Regions from separate parts of the Homo sapiens genome. Here region 1 is linked to region 2. Evidence: read pairs that join two places in POLR2A ChIA-PET (ENCODE). Cell type or tissue: OCI-LY7. All regions are shown on one strand. Each heading gives the region's core, and the rest is flanking DNA. Links, peaks and the distances in the headings are about the cores only.

Evidence for each region. ChIA-PET counts read pairs that join two places held together with the same protein. Peaks named below come from ENCODE experiments on the same cell type or tissue, not always from the same donor. Only the 100,000 strongest peaks of a DNase experiment are listed, where the experiment ranks them.
Region 1: POLR2A ChIA-PET joins it to region 2 with 12 read pairs; 10 of 35 experiments call an interaction of 5 or more read pairs at or near these places.

Annotation. Positions count from the first base shown.
Region 1 is chr11:9,525,428-9,533,756 of GRCh38, forward strand. It overlaps ZNF143 (zinc finger protein 143), which reads left to right. Exons shown (of 16, transcript NM_003442.6): 16 at 2,103-3,097. The coding sequence ends at 2,186. Among named protein-coding and RNA genes, the nearest start is that of WEE1, 44 kb to the right of the region's middle. RefSeq lists an enhancer at 4,229-4,955. In OCI-LY7, for the core only: no CTCF peak of the experiment used is centred there; no DNase peak of the experiment used is centred there.
Region 2 is chr11:9,595,781-9,604,109 of GRCh38, forward strand. No RefSeq gene overlaps it. Among named protein-coding and RNA genes, the nearest start is that of WEE1, 26 kb to the left of the region's middle. RefSeq lists silencers at 681-730, 891-960 and enhancers at 1,201-1,280, 1,391-1,450, 4,835-4,914, 4,962-5,515, 5,175-5,344 and 1 more. In OCI-LY7, for the core only: no CTCF peak of the experiment used is centred there; DNase peaks (open chromatin) are centred at 861, 1,341, 5,091, 5,811 and 1 weaker place; H3K4me3 peaks cover 4,815 bases; H3K27ac peaks cover 7,949 bases.

The sequences.
Region 1 (8,329 bases), core at 200-8,199, 70 kb before region 2:
GCTCATAGCTTTCAACTTTGTACACTGTGCTTCGTGTATAACCTTTACAGGAGGCAAGGTGTAGAATAATCTCTATCACCTAGCCTACTTTAAGGAAATCGGTGTATTTGAGGTGGACTCAAAAAGACCAGCACTTTGTTCTCTACCCATCTTTGCATATTCTAGGGGAATTTATAGCAAGAAAAAAAACCTTCAGGTATATATCCCTGTGTGCACCCACCCAGGCATCTTTACTCTCAAAATAAAAGTCTAATTAGGCAGGGGTCTGTAAAGCACTTAAGAGCTACTCCTTAGAGAAAAACCTAGTGGAAACACAAATCCTAAATAAGTCCTCTGAGAATCCTTGCACAGCCCCCATTTTAAAGTGGGGAATGTCAGAAGACTTAGAAGGAATCATTCTCTGGGAAGCAGAGAATTTAGAATCTTAGGTGCAGCCGGGCATGGTGGCTCATCCCTATAATCCTAGCACTTTGGGAGGCTGAGACAGGTAGGTAGCTTGAGCTTAGGAATTAGAGACCAGCCTGGGCAACATGGTGAAAACCATCACTACAAAAAACACAAAAATTAGCTGGGTGTGGTGACGGCTGCCTGTAGTGCCCAGCTACTTGGGGGGTGCTGAGGCAGGAGGATTACTTGTACCCAGGAGATTTGAGGCTGCAGTGAGCCAAGATTGTGCCACTGCACTCCCGCCTGGGTAACAAATGAGACCCCATCTCAAAAAATAAGAGACCAGCCCAGGCAACATGACGAAACCCCATCTCTACAAAAATACAAAAATTAGCCAGGTGTGGTGGTGTGCACCTGTAGTCCCAGCTACTCAGGTGGCTGAGGTGGAAGGATCACTTGAGCAAGGGAGGTTGAGGCTGCAGTGAGCCAAGATCGCACCACTGTACTCCAGCCTGGGCAACAGAGCGAGACCCTGTCTCAAAAAAAAAATTAGAATGTAAAGTAAAATAGAATCCTAGGGGCTAGGTGCAGATTACCTGTCCTTAGGGAGATTTTTTTTCCGCCCACGTGTTTACTTGATAAAGAGTTAGAACACACTCCAGGAAATGTCAGCTGTTGGCTTTATGTAGTTTATGGGTATAGAAGCTAAAGGCTCAAGAAGCTCTCTTTTGTTGGCTGAGGTAAGCATCTTTTGTCTCTTGCATGTATGAATTTTTTTTTTTTTTAGTTTTTATTTATGTAAAAATAAATAGAGATGGGGTCTCACTATGTTGCTCAGGCTGGTCTTGAACTCCTGGGCTCAAGTGATCCTCCTGCCTCAGCCTCCCAAAGTGCTACGATTATAGTCATGAGCCACCATGGCCAGACTGTATGAAGATTTTATCAAAATCCCAAGTAAATTGCAGGCCAGGCACGGCAGGCTGGGAGTACAGGTGCACGCTGCCATGCGCAGCTAATTTTTGTTTTTTGAGACGGAGTCTCGCTCTGTCACCCAGGCTGGAGTGCAGTGGCACCATCTTGGCTCACTGCAAGCTCCGCCTCCTGGGTTCATGCCATTCTCCTCCCTCAGCCTCCCCAGTAGCTGGGACTACAGGCACCCATCACCACGCCCAGCAATTTTTTTTTTGTATTTTTTAGTAGAAATGAAATGGGGTTTCACTGTGTTAGCCAGGATGGTCTCAATCTCCTGACCTCGTGATCTGCCCGCCTCGGCCTCCCGAAGTGCTGAGATTACAGGCGTGAGCCACCGCGCCCAGCCAATTTTTGTATTTTTTTAGTAGAGATGGGGCGTTTTGCCATGTTGCTCAGGCTGGTCTCGAACTCCTGGGCTCAAGCAATCTGCCTGCCTCCACCTCCCAAAGTGTTGGGATTACAGGCATGGGCCACCATGCCCCGCTGAGACCTCATCATATCACCAGGCCTGGCTGCACATAGGATTTGAAATTCAAAAAAGAAAAAGAAATTGCATTGCATTATTCTCCCCTGCAGGAAATTGTTTTGTTCTCTTAATGTTTGAGTTAGCAGTAGTATTTTAACAATCCCAAGTGTCAGAATTACAGAGAGAAGTTTCACTTCTGGCATATAACATTTCTTTGGCATTTTCTTGACTGTGGCTTTTGAATTGTTAGCGTTTGATGTGTGTGTTCCTGTTTCAGCTTGGAGAACAGCCATCTCTGGAAGAAGCCATCAGAATAGCGTCTAGAATCCAACAAGGAGAAACGCCAGGGTTGGATGATTAATCCTCAGAACAATGGAGCAATAAAGCAGAAGGAGTCTTTCATCTTCTGGCAGCAGAAATCCATGAAGCCCGGGCCCAGGAAAATTAGAAGTTTTCCATTCCTGATACACTGTACACATTTTTATGCGAGAGTGGAGAACATTTTATTCTTGACACTTTTGTGTATATAACCCTTGGAATAGATTCTCAGAGTGATTCATTGTGTACAAGGAAGTATGAAATTAGGGCAATACAGTAAATTTTCATGTTACTCTTTTATCAGATCACAAACTCCTAGAGTCTACATGCAAGACTAGTAAAGTCTTATGGAGTCTTATGATGGATTTTTAACTTCCCGTGGAAAAAAAAATAAAGGCTGTATCTAAAATATCAAAGGTTCTATATGTCACACAATCGTAATTCCAAAAGCCATTATGGATAATAAAGGGTGTAAAGCCTTCAGATATTTCCCCAGTTAGTAGAGTGTCTGCGGTTTTTGTTCTACTATATGCTTGTCCATTTTTATTTGTATCTCATGGTTTGCAGACTGTTTGAATAATTTATAGTTTCCCATCCCTGTTAAAAACCAGCTCTTCAAGCTGAAATGCTAATTATATTGGCATTACATTGAATTATGTACAAAATTATAAAATTTGGTTATTTAAAATTAAAAAGTTAAATCCAGTGGTTTTGTTAAAGATTTTGCTTAGTATTCAATTTTTATTACTGTTTTTTAAAAATAATGAATCATCAAAGTTTAACCACAGGCTGGTGCCCGGGATAACAGTACTGTAATTGGAAATGGCTTTACTCTGAAAATTAGGTTAGTGGGTTGGTGTAAATTATTTATTTTTGCTTATGTACTTTTGTTTTAAAGCTTATTTACCCCAAAGTTTATTATTAATTTTGAATACAGCAATTTTTAAAATGTTACTTTTATATTTATTTATTTATCATATTGGTGGGGGGTTGGGGGGAAATGGTGCAGAAAATATCGCAAATGTAATGGAATGTAACCTAATACACATATTGAAAGGATGTTGTTTATCAAGTACAGAGTAAGTGCTTTTCCATATATTTTTATATATTCACAACAATTTTGTGAGACATATGGGATTTACTACCTCCGTTTTTTACATGAGGAAACCAAGAGTCCAGGAGGGAGGCTGACTGTCGTACCAGCCCTCACAGCTATGGAGAGGCAGGACCAAGACGAGAACCCAGACTTTCTGGCTCCAAGTCTAGTGTGTTTTCACTGCACCACAGTTACCTCCTCAAATGCTCATTTGTGGCAGAGATTATCAAGATGAACTTTGGTGATTTCTGATTGCCTAATGAATTGAGCAGTATAAAAACCATTTTCTAATGCTGGAAAATCAGCGTTCACCAAGGTCAAAAAAAAAAAAAAAAAGATGGTGTGTTCCGCAGCAGCCCCTCCTGCACTGTAGTTCAGCGAGCTTTATTTGCAGAGAGCTGAAATGTGGCTTTTTCATTTCAAGCTTTACAGTAGAAAGGGGAAAACGTTGTGCTGTTTGATTTTACATAAATGTTATCTTTGATCAGGTTCTATGATCTTGCTAAAAAGGATGGTGACTTACTTGAAATCGGAAGCCCTTCAGGGTTGGGCAGAACTTTTCCTGCAGAACCCTTTACAGATGCATAACATTAGCAAAAGCCCTAGTCAACCACCGATCGAGTCTTCATTCTTGACAGAGACACAGACCCACACAGAACTCCCCCCGGAAGCCCACTGAGGCTCAGAAAGGGGCTGTTGGGCGGGGTAGAAGACCAGAATCTGCAAAATCGCAGGCAGGGTGGCGCCCAGCCTCCCAGTGCTGGTCCTGGCTGCTGGCCAGGAGCTCCTCCCCACTGGGCCCAGCCAGGCTGCTGTACTTCCCAGGACCAAAAACCAAGCTGTCAGCCTCCCATGGCCCCTTAGATCTGACTTTGCTCAAATTCCAGGGTGTTTCTCTTTACTCCCAGCACCTTTGCCAGTTGGATTGGGCAGGGCTTAACCTGGACTGTTTTGGTTAGCCTGATTATCCCTCAGCTCAAAAGAAAATGACCTCTGGCACCCAGAGAAAAGGGCCTAGGGTCGCTGCTAGTTTAACCTGACCTGCCTTCTTGGGAATGGGGCCTCAGGAGCCTGGCAAGGTGGCCTGTTTCCTCCAGGGGAAGGGTGCAGTTGGTGTGCTGACAATTGCTAGGAAAGCTGCTATAGGGTCTCTTCACAGTGCAGGACATGGAAACGTCCAAGGTTGAAAAATCCCAAAAAGACACTTGAAATAAGAGTAAACGCTAGCAAACAGAACCAGGTGGGGCATAACCCTCTGGAATTTGATCCAGACAGTGCTCAAGGAAAACCTCTCCGTCCAAAAAAACCACCCTGCTTTGCCCCAGACAAAGCTTGAGGCCACTACAAAGAAAATGTGCCCTAGTCTGAACTCAAAAGAACTTAGAGTTAAGGGAGGGACGAGGCTTTCTTAATTCTCTAGAGGTGACAGCTGCCCAGAGAGCCAGATCTCTCCTTCCCCTCCTACCCACCCCCAGGCCTTCAGGGCAAACTAACTTTGTACAGTGTCTCTTGCTTGCTGCTTGCCTTCCCGTGTGACAGCCCTGGGGCTAGGTAAGCAACTTGGGAAACTGTGGTCTCAGTGCTGAAACTGACTGGACTCCATTTATCAACCCAAGGAGTTTACCGTCCAGTATTTCCTGGCTCAGATAAGATTATAGACTAGTCAACTATTGGTAGACCTCAGCAGCGAGCGAGGAGTGGGATGTGAAAAAGAAGGGGGCAGAGCTGAAGTCTAGTGTCGAAGAGGAAAAGGGAGCGTGTTGGAAGGGGAGAAAAGCTGCCTCAGCCTCCTGCATGATAAGCACTTTCTGTACCTAGGTTTCCTTCAGGGATGACGCTTTCAAGGAATACTCCAGCCAAATACTCCCCTTCTGCCTGAGGGACAGGACACGCCTGCATGGGCATGTGATCAGTACAGTTTGAACAAGAAAGTGCACTCAGAAGGGCCCTGGATTTGGGGTTTAATGGACTGTGGTTGCAGTCTTGAAATTCTTTTTGTTTATTTATTTTTGAGACAGGGTCTCGCTCTGTCACCTAGGCTTGAGTGCAGTGGCGTGGTCAGGGCTCACTGCAACCTCCTCCTGGGCCCCAGCTATCCTCTCACTTCAGCCTCCCAAGTAGCTGGGACCACAGGTGCTCACCACCATGCCCAGCTAATTTTTGTATTTTTGGTAGAGATAGGGTTTCACCATGTTGACCAAGCTGTTCTCAAACTCTTGAGCTCAAGTGATCCACCTCCCAAAGTACCGGAATTACAGGCATGAACCACTGCGCCCGCCCGGCTGCGGTCTTGATGTCTATCTTTGTGTGTGTTTTGTAAATGAAGTCTCATGCATCAACAAAGCATGTGCTGGGGGCTTAGCGCCTGAGCTTACACACAGCTCCACCGGCTGCTGCCTCCCTGGAAGTGCTCTCACCACCACTGCCCCACCTGGCCTCTCCCTCCTTGCCCTCACCCTGCAACTGCTGCCACCCTCTAACCTTGGCAGGAGTCTGATCCCAGTTCAGGGAGGGTTGGGGCGTGGTGGTGGCCATCCCCACTCCAGGCTGGCAGCACCACAGTGCTCCTGGTGGACAATCAGCCTTAGTTGAGCCTTGAAAGGGGCAAGACTTTTGCCCAGCCCTTTACTGACAGTGTCCCAGTTCTGAGTTTTAAAGACACTGGTAGCCCATTTGCTGTAGGCTGAGGTGGCAGGCCTGTGGGAAGGGGAGACACCTGGAGGAAAGGGAACCTGGAACCTGTCAGACCCAACAGAGCACCTGCCCACAGGCATCTGTGAGGTCCCCTGCCCTGGAGGCTTTCTCAGCAGGCTCTGTGCCTGGAGGAATCCTCTCTTCCTCCTTCCAACTTTCCTGAGCCTGGCTTGTGTTTGTTGTGCCTTTGAACCAGCAGGAGATAACCCTTCTGGGATGAACCACAAAATTCAAATTGTATAATTTCAGTGATTCCAAATATGAGATAAATATTCTGATATTCACATTTAAAATTGGCATTGTATGATATAAAAGTGGAGGGTAAAATGCATGCCAAAATTTTTAATTTGTCGTTTTTCTTTTCTTTTTTTGAGACAGAGTCTTGCTCTGTTGCTCAGGCTGGAGTGCAATGGCGCGATCTCGGCTCACTGTAACCTCCGCCTCCTGGATTCAAGTGATTCTCCCGCTTCAGCCTCCCGAGTAAGTGGGATTACAGGTACCCGCCATCATGCCCGGCTAATTTTTGGTATTTTTGTAGAGACAGGGTTTCACTATTTGACCAGGCTGGTCTCGAACTCCTGACCTCAGGTGATCCACCTGCCTCGGCCTCCCAAAGTGCTGGGATTACATGTGTGAGCCACTGAGCCCGTCCTGTAGTTTTTCTTAGAATGACATTAAGTAGCAAATAAGCACCATGACAAGTCAAGAGAAAGACTATAAAAGAAGGAAAAAGCTTATGTCTACCATTTTGTGTATGTAATAAAATATACATAAAATATACCATTTTAACTATTTTTGAGTGTGCAGTGGTACTTAGTCAACCCTCTGTATCCATCAGTTCCACATCCCTGGGTTCCACATCCATGGAGTCAACCAACCATGGATCGAAAATATTCAGGAAAAAGGCTGGTGTGGTGGCTGACACCTGTAATCCCAGCACTTTGGGAGACCTAGGCAGGAGGATCACTTGAGGCCAGAAGTTCAAGGCCAGCCTGGGCAACATAGTGAGACCCTGTCTCTACAAAAAAAAGAAAAAATATATTCAGGGAAAAAAAGACTAAGTTCCAAAAAGCAAGCCTTGAATTTGCAAGGTACCAAGTACTATGTTGAATTCATAAGAATGATGTGTAGGCATTGTATTGGGTATTATAAGTAATCTAGAGATGAATTAAAGTATGCAGGAGGATGTGTGTAGGTTATATGCAAATACTATACCATTTATTATCAGGGACTTGAGAATCCATGGATTTTGGTGTCCTTGATGAATCCTAGAACGAATCCCCCTCCAATACTGCAGGACAACTGTACATTCACATTGTTGTGCAACCATCACCACCATCCATCTCCAGAACTTTTTCATCTCCCCAAACTGAAATTGTACCCATTAAACAATAATTCCACATCCTTCCTCATTCCAGTTCCTGACAACCACCATTTTATTTTATTTTATTTTATTTTTATTTTTTTCAGACAGGGTCTTGCTCTGTCACCCAGGCTAGAGTACAGTGGCATGATCTCGGCTAGAGTACAGTGGCATGATCTCGGCTCACTGCAACCTCCCCCTCCTGGGTTCATGCGATTCTCCTGTCTCAGCCTCCCAAGTAGCTGGGACTACAGGCACGTGCCACCATGCCCGGCTAACTTTTGTATTTTTAATAGAGACGGGGTTTTGCCATGTTGGCCAGGCTAGTCTTGAACTCCTGACCTCAAGTGATCTGCTTGCCTTGGCCTCACAAAGTGCTAGGATTACAGGCGTGAGCCACCGTGCCCAGCCACCATTCTATTTTCTGTCTCTATAAATTTGACTGTTGTAGGCGCCTCATATTATATTTGTCTTTTTGTGTCTGGCTTTATGTGTACCTTTAAAAGCAAGTTTTTCCTGTCTTTTGACCAAGAGGTTGCGTATTTTCATTTTTGCACGGAGCCGCACAGATTATGTAGCCTGTCCTGCTGAGGCGTGCGCTTCTATTAGCCCTTCTGTTTTTGCTGCAGATGTGTGACCTGTGTTTTGGGAATATATTATCTCTTGTTAGATTATGGGCTCCTTTAAGACAGCTGGGGATTTAAATTTCCCGGTAACTCCTGGAGGTCTTGCAGAGTAGCAGGGCACCTCTAGCTGTTCCCTCCAGTTCCAAACTCACGTGGCTTGAGATGTACAGAGAGATTCCTCAATTCTCCATGCAGGAGTTTCGTTTTGCTTCTAGAGCACGGCTAAACTGCAAGGACAGAAAATCTTGCTGAGAATGAAGAATGCTCAAAATTCAGGATAATTGCATGAATAGTTAAAATTGCCTGGCAAAAGCTTTTTCTGCTCACTTTTCTGCATTCAGACTGTGAAACAAAAATAGAATCTTGGGACCTCAAATTCACTAGGCCAAAGCTTGGGAACTGAGTCA
Region 2 (8,329 bases), core at 296-8,295:
CCAGGAGCGGTGGCTCACGCCTGTAATCCCAGCACTTTGGGAGGCCGAGATGGGTGGATCATTTGAGGTCAGGAGTTCAAGGCCAGCCTGGCCAACATGGTGAAATCCCGCCTCTACTAAAAATACAAAAATTAGCCAGGTGTGGTGGCAGGTGCTGTAATTCCAGCTACTTGGGAGGCTGAGACAGAAGAATCACCTGAACCTGGGAGCTGTAGGTTTCGGTGAGCTGAGAATATGCCACTGCACTCCAGCCTGGGTGAGTCTTTAGAGTATACTATATAGATATTTAAAGCAGCGTTTCAAGAAGTTTTTATGATTAGAGAAATTTATGTGTTATAATAAAGTAAGAAAAAAAACAGCAAACAAAATTGTACACATGGGATTGTTGTTAAAGCATTAAAAGAATGAAGGCCAACAACAGCTGTCATTTACGTGACTGGTGGGATTACTGAAGCTTTCCCACTCTTTTTTCCTTTTAAAAAATATTTGAGGCCGGGGCCGGGCGCCGTGGCTTACGCCTGTAATCCCAGCACTCTGGGAGGCCAAGGTGAGCGGATCACCTGAGGTCGGGAGTTTGAGACCAGCCTGACCAACATGGAGAAACCCCCGTCTCTACTCAAAATACAAAATTAGCTGGGCATGGTGGTGCATGCCTGTAATCCCAGCTACTGTGGAGACTGAGGCAGGAGAATCGCTTGAACCCTGGAGGTGGAGGTTGCAGTGAGCTGAGATGATGCCATTGCACTCCAGCCTGGACAATAAGAGCGAAACTCCATCTCAAAAAAAAACTCGAGCTCAAGAGTTCAAGACTAGCTTGGGCAACATAGTGAAACCCCCATCTCTACTAAAAATACAAAAATTAGCCAGGCGTGATGGCATGCACCTGTAGTCTCAGCTACTTGGGAGGCTGAGGTTGGGAGGATCACCTGAGCCCAGGAGGCGGCAGTTGCAGTGAGCCAAGATCTGCACTCCAGCCTGGATGTCAGAGCAATACCCTGTCTCTCACACACACAGACACAAACAAACAAACAAACAAAAAGTTATTAACATATGCAGTCAATAGAAATTGAGCAAGTCACCTGGCTTGCAAAGATTTGTCCAATAATCATCCTCTACTGCCCCCACAAATTTCTAATAATGGGCACCACTCCCTTGAATACAGGGGCACCTATATGATCTGGGCTGGACCAAATGGAGTTTCTCCTGGAACCTTGCAGATGCTCCCGTTGCTGGCAAAGATAAGGAGGCCAAGCTGCATAGCAAAAGCTGATTTGCAGGTGAAGTGAATGAACCAACACAGAAGCAGAATTGAGAAATGAGGAGGGCAAGATCTGAGAACATCGGAGTCCCTGAAGCCAATCTTGGTTGGGTTCTATGAGCCTATACATATTCCTCTTTTGGCTTAAGCTATTTTAAGGTGAGTCAGTTGCTTGAAATGAAAAGAGCTTGCCTAATGCAACATATTTTTCTAAACTTGTAGCCATGAGTTAAATCATCTAGATACTGTATTGTTGCCAGAAAAATGGGTCTTGATCCAGACCCCAAGAGAGGGTTCTTAGATCTTGTGTAGGAAGGAATTCAAAGTGAGTTCACAGAGTGCAGTGAGAAGAGATAGTTTATTGAAAGCTACTGTCGGCTGGGAGCGGTGGCTCATGCCTGTGATCCCAGCACTTTGGGAGGCTGAGGCAGGTGGATCATCTGAGGTCAGAAGTTCGAGACCAGCCTGACCAATATGGTGAAACCCTGTTTCTACTAAAAAATACAAAAATTAGCCGGGCGTGGTGGCATGCGCCTATAGTCCCAGCTACTTGGGAGGCTGAGACAGGAGAATTGGTTGAACCCAGGAGGCAGAGGTTGAAGTGAGCTGAGATTGTGCCACTGTACTCCAGCCTGGTGACAGAGCGAGCCTCCATCTCAAAAGAAAAAGAAAGCTACTGTTACAGACTAGAACATCCTCAGAAGGCAAGAGGAGGAACACCTCATCTTTAAGTTTTTCTTATATAGAGGTCTTGTCTACATAAAAGCTAGGCTAAGATGTGTCTACATGAGAGTAGGTTGCAGCATCACAAAATTTATTATTCTGTTGATTTAAAGAAAGCTGTCCTTGACATTCTAGTGTGTAAGTACCTCAAAGTATAACTATAATTATATTTTGGGTTTTTTTTTTTTTTTTTTTTTTTGGGGGACAGGGTCTCATTCTCTCACCCAGCCTGGGAATGCAGTGGCACAATCTCAGCTCGCTGCAACCTTCACCTCCTGGGCTCAAGTGATCCTCCCACCTCAGCCTCCTGAGTAGCTGGGACCACAGGTGCACACCACCATGCCTGGCTAATTTTTGTTTACTTTCGTAGATGGGGTCTCGCTATGTTGCCCAGGCTAGTCTCAAACTCTTGGGCTCAAGGAATGCTCCCGCCTTGGCCTCCCAAAATGCTGGGATTACAGGCATGAGCCACTGCATCTGGCCATTATAATTATCTTGAAAGCATATATTGTTATGGGTATTGAGACATCTGGACTTCTAGTTGTTGTAGGAGTATGTCGTTGCAGGTATCTTTAAGCTGTTTCCTCAACTGTAAACAGCTTGTGATCATGGGTCGTGAGTGGCAAGGAATGTGCCTTGGCTAGTTTTAAGATGGAGTTTAGGCCAGGCACGGTGGCTCACGCCTGTAATCCCAGCATTTTGGAAGGCCAAGGTGGGTGGATCACCTGAGGTCAGGGGTTCAAGACCAGACTGGCCAACATGGTGAAACCTCATTGCTACTAAAACTACAAAAATTAGCCAGGCATGGTGGCATATGCCTGTAATCCCAGCTACTCAGGAGGCAGGAGAATCGCTTGAACCCGGGAGGCAGAGGTTACAGTGAGCTGAGATCGTGCCACTGCACTCCAGATTGTGCCACTGTACTCTGGGTGACAGAGTGAGACTCTGTCTCAATTAAAAAAAAAAAAAAAGATGGAATTGATTTTAAAATGATGTCACTCTGATTCTCCTTCCCTAACAGCATGACTGAGGATTGCAAAGATCTGAGGGTCTCCAGGTTCATTCCTTGGTTGAGGTTTCTGCTGTGTCAAGAATGGCATGTGATAGCAGCAGACCCCGCAGCGTCTCTTCCTGGCCTGCCTCACTTTCCTCGTTATATGTACTTATAGCATTAATTTTCTAGTGGCTTACTTGGTGCAAAGCACCAGGCACAGCAGTTCCAGAAAGAATTTTACTGCTAGACCTTGACTTCCATTGAACAGGATTAGACATCCCATAGTTCCACTAACAATTAAAGAGACCTATGCAGCCAGGTGATTTGGACAATAAAATGTGCAGTTTTTTTTCCTGTTTGTCACACACTATTGCTACGAGTATCGAACAACCCATTCTTGGGGAGTGAAAATGGAGATAAAAGCTCATGAGGCAGGCCAGGCACGGTGGCTCATGCCTGTAATCCCAGCACTTCGGGAGGCCAAGGTGGGCGGATCACGAGGTCAGGAGTTCGAGACCAGCCTGACCAATGTGGTGAAACCCCATCTCTACTAAAAATGCAAAAATTAGCTGGGCATGATGGTGCATGCCTGTAATCCCAGCTACTCAGGAGGCAAAGGCAGGAGAATCACTTGAACCGAGGAGGTGGAGGTTGCAGTGAGCCGAGATCACACCACTGCACTCCAGCCTGGGTGACAAAGTGAGACTCCATCTAAAAAAAAAACCCATAAGGAGTCTTAAATTTGTATTTGAAATTGGGAAAAAGTTGTATTTCAAGGCTCCTCAGTCTTTATTATTATTATTATTATTTGGAGATAGGGCCTCACTCTGTCACTCAGACTGGAGTGCAGTGGCACAATCACGGCTCACTGTAGCCTCGAACTCCTAGGCTCAAGCTATCCTCCTGCCTCAGCCTCCAGAGTAGCTAGGACTACAGGCATGCACCACTATGTCTAGCTAATTTTAAAATTTTTTGTAGAGATGGGGTCTTGCTGTGTTGCCCCGGCTGGCCTCACACTCCTAGGCTCAAACAATCCTCCTGCCTCGGCCTCCCAAAGTGCTGGGATTACAGGCATGAGCCACCACACGCAGCCTTAAGCTTCCTCGTTAAAAGATGGAGCAAAATACTGAAGCTGGGGAAGACAGAGGACCTGGCTCCACCACATGCTTCCCAATTAGATTCCTGGCTTCGACACTGAAGGGACCAGAGCATACAGGGAAATGGCACTTACGTTTACTTTGCTGATTCAATTTTTTGGTTCATTTTTTTCAATCAACATTTTTTTAAAATTTTTATTTTTATTTTTTGAGACAGAGTCTCACTCTGTTGCCCAGGCTAGAGTGCAGTGGCACGATCTCGGCTCACTGCAACCTCCACCTCCCGGGTTCAAGCCATCTTCACACCTCATCCTCCCAACTAGCTGGGACTACAGGCTTCTGTCACCATGCTTAGCTAATTTTTGTTTGTTTGTAGAAACGGGATTGTTGTCTAGGCTGGTCTCAAAGTCCTGAGCTCAAGCCATCTGCCCACCTTGGCCTCCCAAAGTGCTGGGATTGCAGGTGTGAGCCACCATGTGCAGCAACATTTACTTTAAGGACTTGCACTGTGCTAGTCCTTGCACCCTCATGTCTCCTGCGCCATCCTCCTGCTCCCAGTGTTCTGGTGCTGTCTCCTCTGTGCCCAGGCCTCTGTGCCTGAGACTTGGGCAATGTCAACCCCAGGTCCCCTTCTTTCTCCTGGTACCTGAATGCTGAGCAGTTACTAGCTAGTGCTAGACACAGATACAAATACAAACAAGATAATCCTTCTTCCTTCTCCATTGTACACAGTGTAGTGGAGGTATTAGGCAGAAACAACTAACCATATACAATAAAATAATGTCCTTTTGTGGCAAGCATAGGTCACTATGGGGACCAAATGGTAAGCAATGAATCCACGGGATAAAGAGCTGGGTATTGCTGTTCGCAGGAGAGGCGACACCTCATCTAGGGCTTGAAAGATGGATAAGAGTTTGCTAAGTGGATGAGGCAGAAGGGTTTCCTAGGTAGCGGGATCCATCATCATGAACAAGGCCCAGAGGAATGCAGCTGTGCAGGTTATTAGGGTGGCAAGAGCATAGTGTGTTTCACTGCCAGTGAAGCCAGTTTCACTGCCAGATTCATGTTTTCCATTGCTGGGTTTCAATTCTGCAATAAGCAAACTTCTGAAAAATATGAATTTCTGTTTATTCTTGTTCAGACCAAAGCTGAAAATATTGATGAATGAGCAAATGAAAGGAATGTATATAAGAGAGCTTAGGCTTTTTCCATCAAGGAATGAGTCACAACAACCCTGGGAAGAAAAGAAGAGAAGGACTTGTGTCACCATTGCAATGCTGTCCTCTTCGGAGCCCCATCTTCTTCTGGCAAGGGCCCAGAGCAGCTGCTCTTGCTGCAACACCAGCTCTGCCGTCTGCTCCTTCAGCAGGCTTGATCTAGGCACTGTCCCTCATGTCCCCTGCACCATCCCCCTGTCTCCAGTGTTCCTGGTGCTGCCTCCTCTGTGCCCAGGCCCTTGTGCCTGAGTCTTGAGCATTACCACCCACAGGTCCCCTTGGGTCCCTTCCTATCTCTTGGTTCCCGAATGCTGAGTGGCCCCAGCAGAGACAGAGCTGGAGGCTGGTGGTGGAGGGCAGAGCTGTACTTCGGAGCTGAGCATTTCTTCCCCTTTGGCAGAGCAGCTGCTTCTCTATCTTTCTTACTCTTTGGTGTCCAGACAGCACCAGGAAGAATCTAGCTCCCTCCCCGACAGGAAGTAGTATGCATATTTCCTGCTGAGCCCCAAGAGTGTTGCTGGTGTGAGGTTGACTGGAGGACTTTCCCACAGGCTGGGTTTGCGGTTTAATGTGAAAGCTGAAACTAGAGGAGGAGATGCTAACCAAAGTGGCCAGAAGGTGAATAAGAGCTCAAACCTTAGGGAGCAGCAAGGGCCAGTGCAGATGTCAAATTCAATTGCAAGCCAGAGGCAGAAGGCTTGGATCCCGGCTTGCACCTGGAGTGAGTGGGAAGGGCCTGGGACAATCACTGCCCACTCTCAGCTGCCCACTTGTCAGTTGCATGCAGTTGGTCTGTCACACAGGCTCATGCATGACCACATACACACACGCACACACACACACACACACACACACATTGGCTCACACATCTAGGGGGGCAGAAAATACCCTCACCCGGGGAGGGACCCAGACCCACGTGGGGAGTCTGCAACACAAATGCCCCTTCCCCTCACCTATTCTTCTGCACTAGGTTTTTTTGTTTGTTTGCTTGTTTTTTGGTTTTTGGTTTTTTTTTTTTTTTTTTGAGACAGGGTTCTACTCTGGTCACCCAGGCTGGAGTGCAGTGGTGCGGTCCTGACTCACTGCAACCTCTGCCTCCTGGGTTCAAGCGATTCTCCTGCCTCAGCCTCCTGAATAGCTGGGATTACCGGAGTTACTGTGCCCGGCTAATTTTAGTATTTTTGTAGAGATGAGGTTTTGCCATAGTGGCCAGGCTGATCTTGAACTCCTGGGCTCAAGAGATCCGCCTGCCTTGGCCTCCCAAAGTGCTGGGATTACAGGCGTGAGCCACCACTCCCGGCTGCACCAGATCTTAGAAGGAAACCCTTCCTCAACCTCCAGTCTTCTTACGGAGCACGTGCAGATTTACATCTGTAGATGTTTCCCTTCCAGAAGACTTCAAGGCTCTCCCTTTGGGCATAATAAGAAAAGAGATCAACTCAGAGGGAGCAAACACAGAGGGAGGGTTTGGGTAGACACTTTTGCAAGCAGCCTGGGAGAGGGGCTGAGGCCTTGGAAGCCAGGAGACAGAGGACAGCCCAGGGGCCTGAGGGACTGACAGAGCAAGGAGAGAGGTCTCAGCCATGTTCTTACGTGTTTTGGCACATGACCTCATTATCATGGGCAACGTACTAAGGCTATTTGACTGTGTTGTGGGAAAGAATTGAAAAACACTTAGCGGCTGGGCATGATGGCTCACCCCTGTAATCCCAGCACTTTGGGAGGCCAAGGCAGGGAGATGGCTTGAGTGTAGGAGTTTGAGACCAGCCTGGGAAACATGGCGAAACCCCATTTCTACTAAAAATACAGAAATTAGCTGGATGTGGTGGCGTATTCCTGCAATCCCAGCTACTCGGAAGGCTGAGGCAGGAGTATCGCTTGAATCCAGGAGGTGAAGGTTGCAGTGAGCCAACATCGTGCCACTGCACTCCAGCCTGGGTGATAGAGTGAGATTCTGTCTCAAGAAAAAAAGAAAAAAAAAATTACTTAGCAATGATGTAGTAATCCCCACTAGGGTGGCTGCCCATATTCTAATTCTAATATTCTAATTGCAGTCCAAATTCTAATATTCTTTTTCTTTTCTTTTCTTTTCTTTTTTTTTTTATTTTGAGACAGAGTTTCGCTCTTGTTGCCCTGGAGGGCAGTGGCGCGATCTTAGCTCACTGCAACCTCCGTCTCCCGGGTTCAAGCGAATCTCCTGCCTCAGCTTCCTGAGTAGCTGGGATTATAGGCGCCTGCCACCACGACCAGCTAATTTTTTGTATTTTTTAGTAGAGACGGGTTTTCACTATGTTGGCCAGGCTGGTCTTGAACTCCTGACCTCAGACGATCCACCCGCCTCGGCCTCCTAAAGTGCTGAGATTACAGGCGTGAGCCACCGTGCCCGGCCCCAAATTCTAATATTCTTACACATCCTTCTACCCTGGAAATTGTCCTTGTTACATAGGGTGAGTGCCCAATGACCAGGTCTGTACTATATGACCCTGTCCCCATGGCATATAGCTAATTGGTCCAGTGGCAGACTTGAATCAAGAGGTCTCATCAGATCTCTTCACAGCCCAACCACCAATAGTTTGGGGGTCTCCCTCTGAGCCAAGCCAGGCCAAAGTCCCTTCGCAGAGCAGAGTGAGAATAGACCAGTCCCTCTCTGCCAGTGGCAGGTGGGATGTGAATGAGGCCAGGGAGCTAATGGCACCCAGTCACACTGAGGAGTTCAGGCAATGGTGGGGAAAGCTGAAGGCAGCATGCAGAGGAAACCAGAGAACTGAATCCTTGGTTCCATTCGTATCTGACCAAGGCCCCAAATCAGAGTTTCCCTTGTATTCTTCTGGTTTAGTTGCTACTTGAAACACTCAATTATCCTTCCAACCAGCTTCAACCCCCGCTTTTCCTTCTTGAAGTAGTTGGTTAGGTTTTTGTTTCTTGCACCACACACCAAGAAAACAGATGACAAACTGAGTAGGTTAAATTAATGTTATCCAAAACTTTGTTCATCCTGAGACCTCAGATTACCTTGCATCCCTCAATCACAGTGGCACCC